Linked DNA regions of Homo sapiens: region 2 is linked to region 1. A link is an interaction called in ENCODE POLR2A ChIA-PET data of the cell type or tissue named here. Cell type or tissue: GM12878. All regions are shown on one strand.

What was found. Peaks named below come from ENCODE experiments on the same cell type or tissue, not always from the same donor. Only the 100,000 strongest peaks of a DNase experiment are listed, where the experiment ranks them.
Region 2: POLR2A ChIA-PET joins it to region 1 with 10 read pairs; 2 of 35 experiments call an interaction of 5 or more read pairs at or near these places.

The regions. Positions count from the first base shown.
Region 1 is chr1:39,048,531-39,053,530 of GRCh38, forward strand. All of the region lies in intron 2 of LOC124904088 (a long non-coding RNA gene), which reads left to right. Among named protein-coding and RNA genes, the nearest start is that of NDUFS5, 25 kb to the left of the region's middle. RefSeq lists an enhancer at 3,432-3,933. In GM12878, no CTCF peak of the experiment used is centred here; no DNase peak of the experiment used is centred here.
Region 2 is chr1:39,725,047-39,730,046 of GRCh38, forward strand. No RefSeq gene overlaps it. Among named protein-coding and RNA genes, the nearest start is that of PPIE, 11 kb to the right of the region's middle. In GM12878, no CTCF peak of the experiment used is centred here; a DNase peak (open chromatin) is centred at 2,365.

The sequences.
Region 1 (5,000 bases):
CGTGATCCTCCCGCCTCGGCCTCCCAAAGTGCTGGGATTACAGGCGTGAGCCACCGCTCCCGCCCCATGCCAGCTAATTTTTTTGTAGAGACAGGGCTTCGCCATGTTGTCCAGGCTGGTCTCCAACCCCTAGGCTCCCCGCCTTGCCCTCCCAAAATGTGGAGATTACAGGTGTGAGCCACAATGCCTGGCCATTTTGAGGAATTTTTAAACACTGGCTTTAATTTTTCAAAGTATCTGGAGCAACTTCTGCTTCTGAGAGATAGAGTAGATATTCTTTTCCCCAGTCCTCCTGCTAAGTACAGCTAAAAACCCCAAAAACACTCTATATTATACAAAATGAACATAAGATGACTCTGAACAAGAAGAAAGCAGATTGGTTAGGGACCTCCAGATCCAAGGAATGACTCAGCAGTGACCTCCCTAAGTTTTCTTTTTGCCTCATATATGTCAGAATGGGTACTGGAGAAGCCAGCAACCCAAAACTGCCAACGATTGCAGACAAAAGCCCCAAGAAAAGCTTGTCTTTTTTTTTTTTTTTTTTTTGAAAGAGTGTCTTGCTCTATCGCCCAGGCTGGAGTGCAGTGGTGCAATCATGGCTCACTGCAGCCTTGATCTCCCAGGCTTAAGCTGCTTAGACTACAGATCTGCGCCACCATGCCTGACTAATCAATACAGTTGTTTTTTTTTTTTGAAACGGAGTTTCACTCTTGTTGCCCAGGCTGGAGTGCACTGGCGCGATCTCAGCTCACTGCTGCAACCTCTGCCTCCTGGGCTCAAGCAGTTCTCCTGCCTCACCTCCTGAGTAGCTGGGATTACAGGCATGCACCATCACGCCCTGCTATTTTTTGTATTTTTAGAAGTAGAGATGGGGTTTCACCATGTTGGTCAGGCTGGTCTCAAACTCCTGATCTCAGGTGATCCGCCCGACTCGGCCTCCCAAAGTGCTGGGATTACAGGCATGAGCCATCGTGCCCGGCCTTTTTGTTTTTTTTGTTTGTTTGTTTGTTATGTTTTTTTGTAGAGATGGGGGTCTCACTGTTTCCCAGGCTGATCTCAAATTCCTGGGCTCAAGCAATCCTCTGGCCTCAGCCTCCCAAAGTGCTGGAATTATAAGCGTGAACCATGGTGTCCTGCAAGTCTGCTTTCTGAGTCAAAGGACAAGAAAATAAACAGCCTAGAAAGACAGACAGCCTTGATTTTTTTATTTTTAGTTTTCATTTGGTTTGATTTTTCTTGAGACAGAGTCTCACTCTGTCGCCCAGGCTGGAGTGCAGTGGCACGATCTCGACTCACTGCAACCTCTGCCTCTCGGGTTCAAGCAGTTCTCCTGCCTGCCTCAGCCTTTCGTTCGGCCTCAAATGATCCGCCTGCCTCAGCCTCCCAGAGTGCTGGGATTACAGCCATGAGCCACTGCATCCAGCCGACAGACAGCCTTTAGACTATAGCCCCTCTACTCCAGCCCCACCCTCACCCCCATCAGCAAAGGCCAAGTGGAAAGCCTAGATCTCCAAACCTTGTTAGGCTGTAATGAAGTACTCCTTCCCTTCCCCACCAGGGTGATGTAGAAGAGGCCTAGTTATCCACTCAGGCCTTTCATCCATAATCAAGGCCACCTCTCCCAACAATGTCGGTGGAGGCCCACTCCCTCTCCCAGCCGGTGTGGTATCAGTGAATGCCTAATAGAGAAACTGGACTCCCACCCCTGCCCAGCAGTAAGAAGGAGCCCTGCCAACACCGGTGTCAATGGAGGCCAAGTGGAAAACCTGGACTTCCACACCCTCCTGGTAAAAATAAGGTAGCATCCGCACTTTCCCCACAGAAGCAATGTTAGAGGAGGCCTGCTGAAACACAAGCTATAAAGTAAGATCCAGAGGCTGGGCGCAGTGGCTCATGCCTGTAATCCCTGCACTTTGGGAGGCTGAGGTGGGAGGATTGCTTAAGCCCAGGAGTTCAAGACCAGCTTGGGCAACATACGGAGACCTTGCTGCTACAAAAAAACAAAAAACAAAAAAATTAGCTGGGCATGCTGATGCCTGCCTGTGGTCCTAGCTACTTGGGAGGCTGAGATGGGAGGATTGCTTGAGGCCAGAAGGTTGAGGCTGCAGTGAGTCATGACCCCACTGCACTCCAGCCTGAGTGACAAGGTGAGACCCTATCCCAAAACATTAAATAAGATCCAGAGTCTTATAACATGATGTGCAAAATGTCCAGGTCTTAAAGTCATTTGAACCGGAACCAGAAAATTTTGAATAAGAAAGGATAATCTATATACACTAACACCAAAATGACACAGATATTAGAATTATCTGAAAAAGATTTTGAAGTAGCCATCATAAAAATGCTTCAATGTATATAACGTGTTCAAATACAAACATACTTGGAACAAATGAAAAAATGGAAAGTCTGGAAAATATAATGTCTCAACAGATCGATACATAAAGAAGAACCAAATGGAAATTTTAGGAATAAAAAATACAATGATTGAAATTTAAAACTCAATGAATAAGCTCAGCAACAGAATGGAGAGGACAGAGGAAAGAATGAGTTTGAAGACAGAAAACTACAAATTATCCAATCTGAACACTAGGGAAAAAAAATAGAATGGAAAAAAAAAAAAACAGAGCCTCAGGGCCATGTGAGACAATAACATAAGATCTAACATTCATGTCATTGGAGTCACAGAAGGAGAAGAAATATTAAAAGAACAAATAGCCGAAATTTGCCCAAATTTTGCAAAAGACAAACTGACAGATTCACATAGCTGAGCAAACCTCAAACAGGATATGCCCATGAGAAAACACATCATAAACTTCTCAACATATACTTTTTTTTTTTTTTTTTTTTTGAGATGGAGTCTCCCTCTGCTGTCCAGGCTGGAGCACAGTGGCACAATCTCAGTTCGCTGCAACCTCCGCCTCCTGGGTTCAAGCGATTCTCTTGCCTCAGCCTCCCAAGTAGCTGGGACTATAGACGTGTACCACCATGCCTGGCTAATTTTTTGTATTTTTAGTAGAGATGGGGTTTCACCATGTTGGCCAGGCTGGTCTCGAAATCCTGACCTCAGGTGATCTGTCCGCCTCAGACTCCCAAAGTGTTGGGATTACAGGTGTGAGCCACCCGCACCCAGCCACAAATTCTTGAAAGCAGCCAGAGAGAAATGATACATTACCTATAGGGGGAAAACAATTCAAATGATGCTGAATTTCTCGTAAGGCACCATGGAGGCCAGGAGGAAGTGGAACAACATTTTTTTTTTTAGACAAGAGTCTTACTCTTTCACCCAGGGTGGAGTGCAGTGGCGCGATCTTGGCTCACTGCAACCTCCGCCTCCCAGGTTCAAGCAATTCTTCTGCCTCAGCCTCCCAAGTAGCTGGGGCTACAGGCGCGCCACCATGCCTGGCTAATTTTTGTATTTTTAGTAAAGACAGGAGTTTCACCATATTGGCCAGGTTGGTCTCGAACTCATGACCTCGTTATCTGCCCACCTCGGCCTCCCAAAGTGCTGGGATTACAGGCCTGAGCCACTGCGCCCAGCTGGAACATTTTTGAAATGCTGAAAGAAAAGAACTATCAACTTGGAATCCCATACCTGGTGAAACAATCCTTCAGGAATTGGGGGGAAGGGCTGTGGGGGAGGAAATCATGACATTCTTACATGAGGGAAAAACTAAGGGAATTTGTCACTGGCAGATTTACTTTATAGGGATTACTAAAGGCAATTCTCTAAACAAAGGGAGTGGTAACAAAAGGAATCTTGGAACATCAGGCAGGAAAAAAGGACAAAAAGAGCAAACATACAGGTCAATACAATAGATTGTCTTTTTCCTCTTGAGTATTCTAAATTATGTTCAACAGTTGAAGCAAAAATTACGCTTGTCTAAGTGGCTGTCCATATATGTAGAGGAAATACTTAAGATAGTTACATTATAATGGGAGAGTAAAAGGACACAGAAAAAGGTTTCTTTCTTTATTTGTAATCTGGTAGAACTTTCCAGAGGTATAGAGGTAATGTTTCTACCTTTCACTCAAACTGGTAAAATGTCAACACCAGTAGACTGTGATAAGTTACTGCACTCCAGCCTGGGCGACAGAGCGAGACCTTGCCTCAAAAAGGAAAGAAAAAAAAGAAAAAAAGAAAAGAAAAAGGAACACATACCAAACTTAAATGTGTACGTACCAAACAACAGACTTGAAAAATAAGTGAACCTGGCCAGGCGCGGTGGCTCATGCCTGTAATCACAGAAGTTTGGGAGGCCAAGGCAGGTGGATCACCTGAGATCAGGAGTTCGAGACCAGCCTGGCCAACATGGTGAAACCCCGTCTCTACTAAAAATACAAAAATTAGGCTGGGCGTGGTGGCTCACGGCTGTAAACCCAGCACTATGGGAGGCCGAGGTGGGTGGATCATAAGGTCAAGAGATTGAGACCATCCTGGCCAACATGGTGAAACCCCGCCTCTACTAAAAAAATACAAAAATTAGCTGGGTGTGGTGGTGCACGGCTGTAAACCCAGCACTTGGTAGGCTGAGGCAAGAGAATCGCTTGAAGCTGGAAGGCAGAGGTTGCAATGAGCCGAGATCATGCCATTGCACTCCAGCCTGGGCAATAAGAGTGAAACTCCATCTCAAAAAAAAAACAAAAACCCCAAAAAACAAAACAAGAAAAACTATTAGACAGAAAGTCAACAGGGCTGAGTGTGTGGCTCACACCTGTAATAGGATATAGAATTTAACACTACCATTAGCCAACAGGATGTAATCAGCACTTATAGTACATCAACAACAAAAAAAACACATTCTTTTTAGGCACCCATGAAACATGTATCAAGATCAACCATATCTTGGGTTATAAAACAAACCTCAACAAATTTAAAAGAATTGAAATCATACAGAGTGTATGACCAAAATGGACTCAAACTTAGAATTAATAACACAAAGACAATCTCCAGGAAGATCTTCAAACACTTGAAAACTAAATAACACATTTCTAAGTAATCT
Region 2 (5,000 bases), 680 kb after region 1:
TAGGAGAGGAATTGCTGGGTCATAGTTAGAGTTAAAATTTTAGTAGGTGTCAAACTCTTTTCAAAGTAGTTCCACCATTTTATATTCCCATCAGCAGTGTATTTTCTTTTTTTGCTGAAGTGCAGTGGCAGGATCATGGCTCACTGCAGTCTCACCCTCTTGGACTTAATAGATCCTCCCACCTCAGCCTCCCAAGGAGCTGGGACCACAGAGCCACCACGCCTGGCTAGTGTGTGTGTGTGTGTGTGTGTGTGTGTGTGTGTGTGTGTGTGTGTGTGTGTGTGTGTTTTGCAGAGACATGTCTTGCCATGTTGCCCAGGCTGGTCTCAAACTGCTGGGCTCAAGTAATCCGCCTGCCTTGACCTCCCAAAGTGCCAGGACTACAGATGTGAGTAGCATATTCGTTTCGGTTTTAATATGCATATACCGAATGATTAAAGATGTTGAGCATCTTTTCATTTACTCATCAATTCTTTGTCTCTTCATCTCTCCTCTGGTGAAATGTCTACTCAAATTTTTTGACCATTTTTATTTTATTTTTATTTTTATTTATTTATTTTTGAAATGGAGTATTGCTCTGTCGCCTAAGCTGGAGTGCAGTGGTGTGATCTCAGTTCACTGTAACGTCCGCCTCCCGGGTTCAATCAATTCTCCTGCCTCAACCTCCCAAGTAGCTGGGATTACAGGCACCTGCAACCTTGCCCAGCTAATTTTTGTGTTTTTAATAGAGATGGGATTTCACCATGTTGTCCAGGCTGGTCTCGAACTCCTGACCTCAGGTCAGCCACCCACATTGGCCTCCCAAAGTGCTGAGCTTACAAGCGTGAGCCACCGCGCCTGGCCACCCATTTTTAAATTAGATCATTTGTCTTCTTATTACTCAGTTGCAGGAGTACTTTTTATACTTATCTCTAGTAATATTTCTTATCTTAAAGCCTATTTTGTCTGATATTAATACAGCCAATTTAGCTTTCTTAGGATTCCTGTTCATGTGATACATCTTTTATCATCCTTTTACTTTCAACCTACTTCTGTCTTTGAATTTGATGTGTCTCTGATAGACAATATATAATTAAATCCTGCTTTTTAAAACATTTAGTCTAACAGTCTGTTTTTTCTGTCTAGTCTATTCACATTTAATGTATTTATTGGTATAGCTGGATTTATGACTGCCATTTTTCTGTTTGTTTTCTATATTTATCCTGTTCTGTTTCTCTGCCCTTCCTTGACTGCCTTCTTTTGTGTTAAAACATTTTTTAAGTGTACTATATTAATGTATCTATTGACTTTTTTTTTTTTTTTTTTGAGACAGATTCTCACTTTGTTGCCCAGGCTGGAGTGCTGTGGCACAATCTTGGCTCACTGCAACCTCCGCCTCCCAGGTTCAAGCGATTCTCGTGCCTTAGCCTTCCCAGTAGCTGAGATTACAGGTGTGGACCACTGTACCCAGCTAATTTTTGTATTTTTAGTAGAGACAGGATTTCTCTATGTGGAACACTCCTGTAATTCCAGCCACTAGGGAGGCTGAGGCAGGAGAATCGCTTGAACCTGGGAGGTGGAGGTTGTAGTGAGCCAAGATCACGCCACTGCGCTCCAGCCTGGGTGACAGAGCGAGACTCTGTCTCAAAAAACAAACAAACAAACAAAAAAGCCACACACACACACACACACACACAAATAACAAAAAACACAGTTTGATGACAATGTGTTTAAATGTGGATTTCTTTATGTTTCTCTTACTTGGAGTTCCTTGGGTTTTTTAAATCTGTAGATGAATTTTCAAATTTGGAAAGTTTTTGTCCATTATTTCTTCAAGTATGTTTTCTTCCCCTTTCTCTCTTTTTTCTGAGACTTCCATAGACATCACACTTTGACACAGGTTTGTATGCTTCATGATATACCACAGATCTCTGAGGTTCTATTCCTTTTGTTTCATCTTTCTCTCTCTTCCTCAGATTAGATTATTTCTATTCTACTATCTTCAAGTTCACTGATTCTTTCTTCTGACATCTCAGGTCTGCTGCTGAGTTCATTTTGTGAATTTTTCATTTGTTATTGTACTTTTTGATTCTAGAATTTCCATTTAATTCTTGTTTATAGCTTCTAGTTCTTTATTGAGATTTACTATTTGTTGAGTCTTTGACATTAATTTTTTTATTTCTCTAAACATAGTTACTATAAATTTTGTAACATATTTATAATAGCTGTTTTGATGTCTTTGTTTGCTGAATGCAACACCTGGTCTTGAAAAGTGACAATTTTCTATTGACGGGTTTTTTTTTCTGAGTATGAGTCACATCTTCCTGTTTCTTTGCATGTCTCATTATTTTTGTCGAAAACTGGATTTTAAAATAATATGCTGTAGTGACTCTGGATTCTGATTTTTCCCCTGAGGGTTGTTTTTATTGCAGGTCAGTTTTTTGTTTCGTTTTGAGACAGGGTCTCCTCTGTCAGCCAGGCTAGAGTGCATTGGCAGAATCACTATTCACTGCAGCCTTCAGCCCCCACCCCCAGGCCTCAAACAATCCTCCCACCTCAGCCTCCTGAAAACCTGGGACTATAGGTGCATGCCACCATGCCTGACTAATTAAATTATTTTTTTGTAAAGATGGGGTCCCACTGAAACGGAAAAAGTTCCCTTGTCCTCCTTCACAGGGCGTGGGATGGGGGTGTGGCTCACTTCTTCAATGCCCCGCTGTTTAAACCTCTAGGGGAGCATACAGACGGGGAGGCTGCAGGGATCCGACCCCACAGCAGTGTCTAGGGGTGAATGTTTACAGCTGAAGCCCCAGTGGGCTTGTGTTACAGGGTGCTCTTTTAGTTTGCCGTCTAGAGGTGGCATGTGTTAACCAGCTCAATTAGACCCTCTACCTTGTCGAAAGGACAGAGGGCTTTCCGTATCCTGGGGTTCTTGCCTTGGTGTACCGGAAGAATCTGATCACACGTGGGCTTGGAGAATGAGTGCAAGGTTTTATTGAGTGGAACTAGCTCTCAGCAGATGGGGAACCCAGAAGAGAGATGGTTTCCCGCCGGAGTCGGGCACTCAGAGAACCACACTCTGCATTGTTCTGCCAGTCGGTGGACTGTGGGCATACCAGTTCCTGTCGGTGCAGTGCTCTTGACATCCAGCCACCCGTGTGTTCCTCCGCTGTTGTGCGCTTCTCTACCTTCAGCAGCCTCTGTGTTCTTCCACCGATCTGCTCCGCTCCATATCCAGCAGCTTGTGTGTTTGCCGGCTAGGGTCTCAGGGTTTTTATAGGCAGAGGATGGGGGCGTGGCAGGTCAGGGTGGTCTTCGGAAATGCAGCATTTGGTCACGAAAACAAAAATGCTTGTCCTCATCCTCGTTCATGGGGGTGGAGCCCTAGCCAGGGACCACACCCTCCTCTACCAGCACTTCCCTCCCCCTTTTCCGTATCATTTAAAAGTGACTATGCTCGGGCAGGGCGCGGTGGCTCACGCCTGTAATCTCAGCACTTTGGGAGGCCGAGGCGGGTGGATCACGAGGTCAGGAGTTTGAGACCAGCCTGGCCAACAAGGTGAAACCCCATCTCTACTAAAAATGCAAAACCTTAGCTGGGCGTGGTGGCGGGCGCCAGTAATCCCAGCTATTCGGGAGGCTGAGGCAGAATTGCTTGAACCCAGGAGGCAGAGGTTGCGGTGAGCAGAGATTGCGCCATTGCACTCCAGCCTGGGCGACAGAGCAAGACTCTGTCTCATAAATAAATAAATAAATAAATAGGACTATGCTCTTCCTTTACCAGCATTTCCGTATCACCACTATGTTGCCCAGGCTGGTCTCGAACTTTTGGGCTCAAGTGATCCTCCCATCTCAGACTCCTTACATGCTGGGATTACAGGCACGAGCCACTACACCTGGCTGATTTTATTTGCTTGTTTATTATTTGTTTCGCCTTTTAGAAACTTGCCTGGATTAAATTTGCAGAACCTGTCTCTCTTAGGGGTGTTTTAGAGTTGTCTGTCTCAAGTGTTTTTTGTTTTTTGTTTGTTTGTTTTCTAATTCTTATTTTTTTAAAATCTTGGCTTCCTAGGGGGCACCCTCGTGTCTGAATATCTCAGTGGTAAACCAATGATTAGTCAGAGGTTTTACTCAAACACTTTGTGCCAGCAAGCCTTCCACTCTTTGCCTGTGAATCTGTGTGTGGGTTGAGGAGTGCTTTCAAAGTCTGGGCACTTTTCAAGTTTTCCCCAGGTTTTCCTTTCCAATGGGCTTTTCTGGTACTTCCTTTGTGTGGACAGTCTCCAGTCTGCCAGGAATGTATGCAGAGCTAAAGCCCTTTTGGGCCTTGCCTGTACATGTGTGGCGCAGCCCTCCAACCAGCCAGGGATGTGGGGAGAGCTCATCCAGTCCCTCTTCGGTTTTTTTGTTTCCGGGATCTCCTTGTTAAATTTCTAGCTTGGCTGCCTAGTGGGACTGCAACCTCAGGCTAGCAGAGCTATGGCTTTCCCAGTTCAATTCCCACTGAGCTTGATATTCTTATTGAGAATATTACTTGGCATATGTTTTTTGTTCTCTATTCTAAATCAAGTCAGCCCTTTCCAGCAGCAGCAAAGCTGCTGTTTTTCACAACCAGCTCTGCCCTGGTAGCATGGCTGTGCCATCCATACTGGACAGGGAGGGGAGAGGTGAGAGTACCAGGCAAAAACACCACAGATTCCCACTGTTCTTACCTGAAGTTCAGCAGTTTTTCATGAATAAACACTTCTCAATTTGTTGTGTGCATTGTCAATTTCTAGAGGCCTGAGATGTCTGTCTTTGACAATTCTGTCCGGTTTTATAGTTGTTTTTCATGAGACAGTTTGTGAACTCTTCATTCCACCATCACTAGAAGTCCGGCCCAATCGACAATTCTTTTTATTGTGGCAAAATACACACAACACAAAACTTGCCATTGTAACCATTTTAAAGTGTGCAATTCAGTGGCATTTGGTACTTTCACAATGTTGTGCAACCCTCATCACTATCTAGTTCTGGAACCG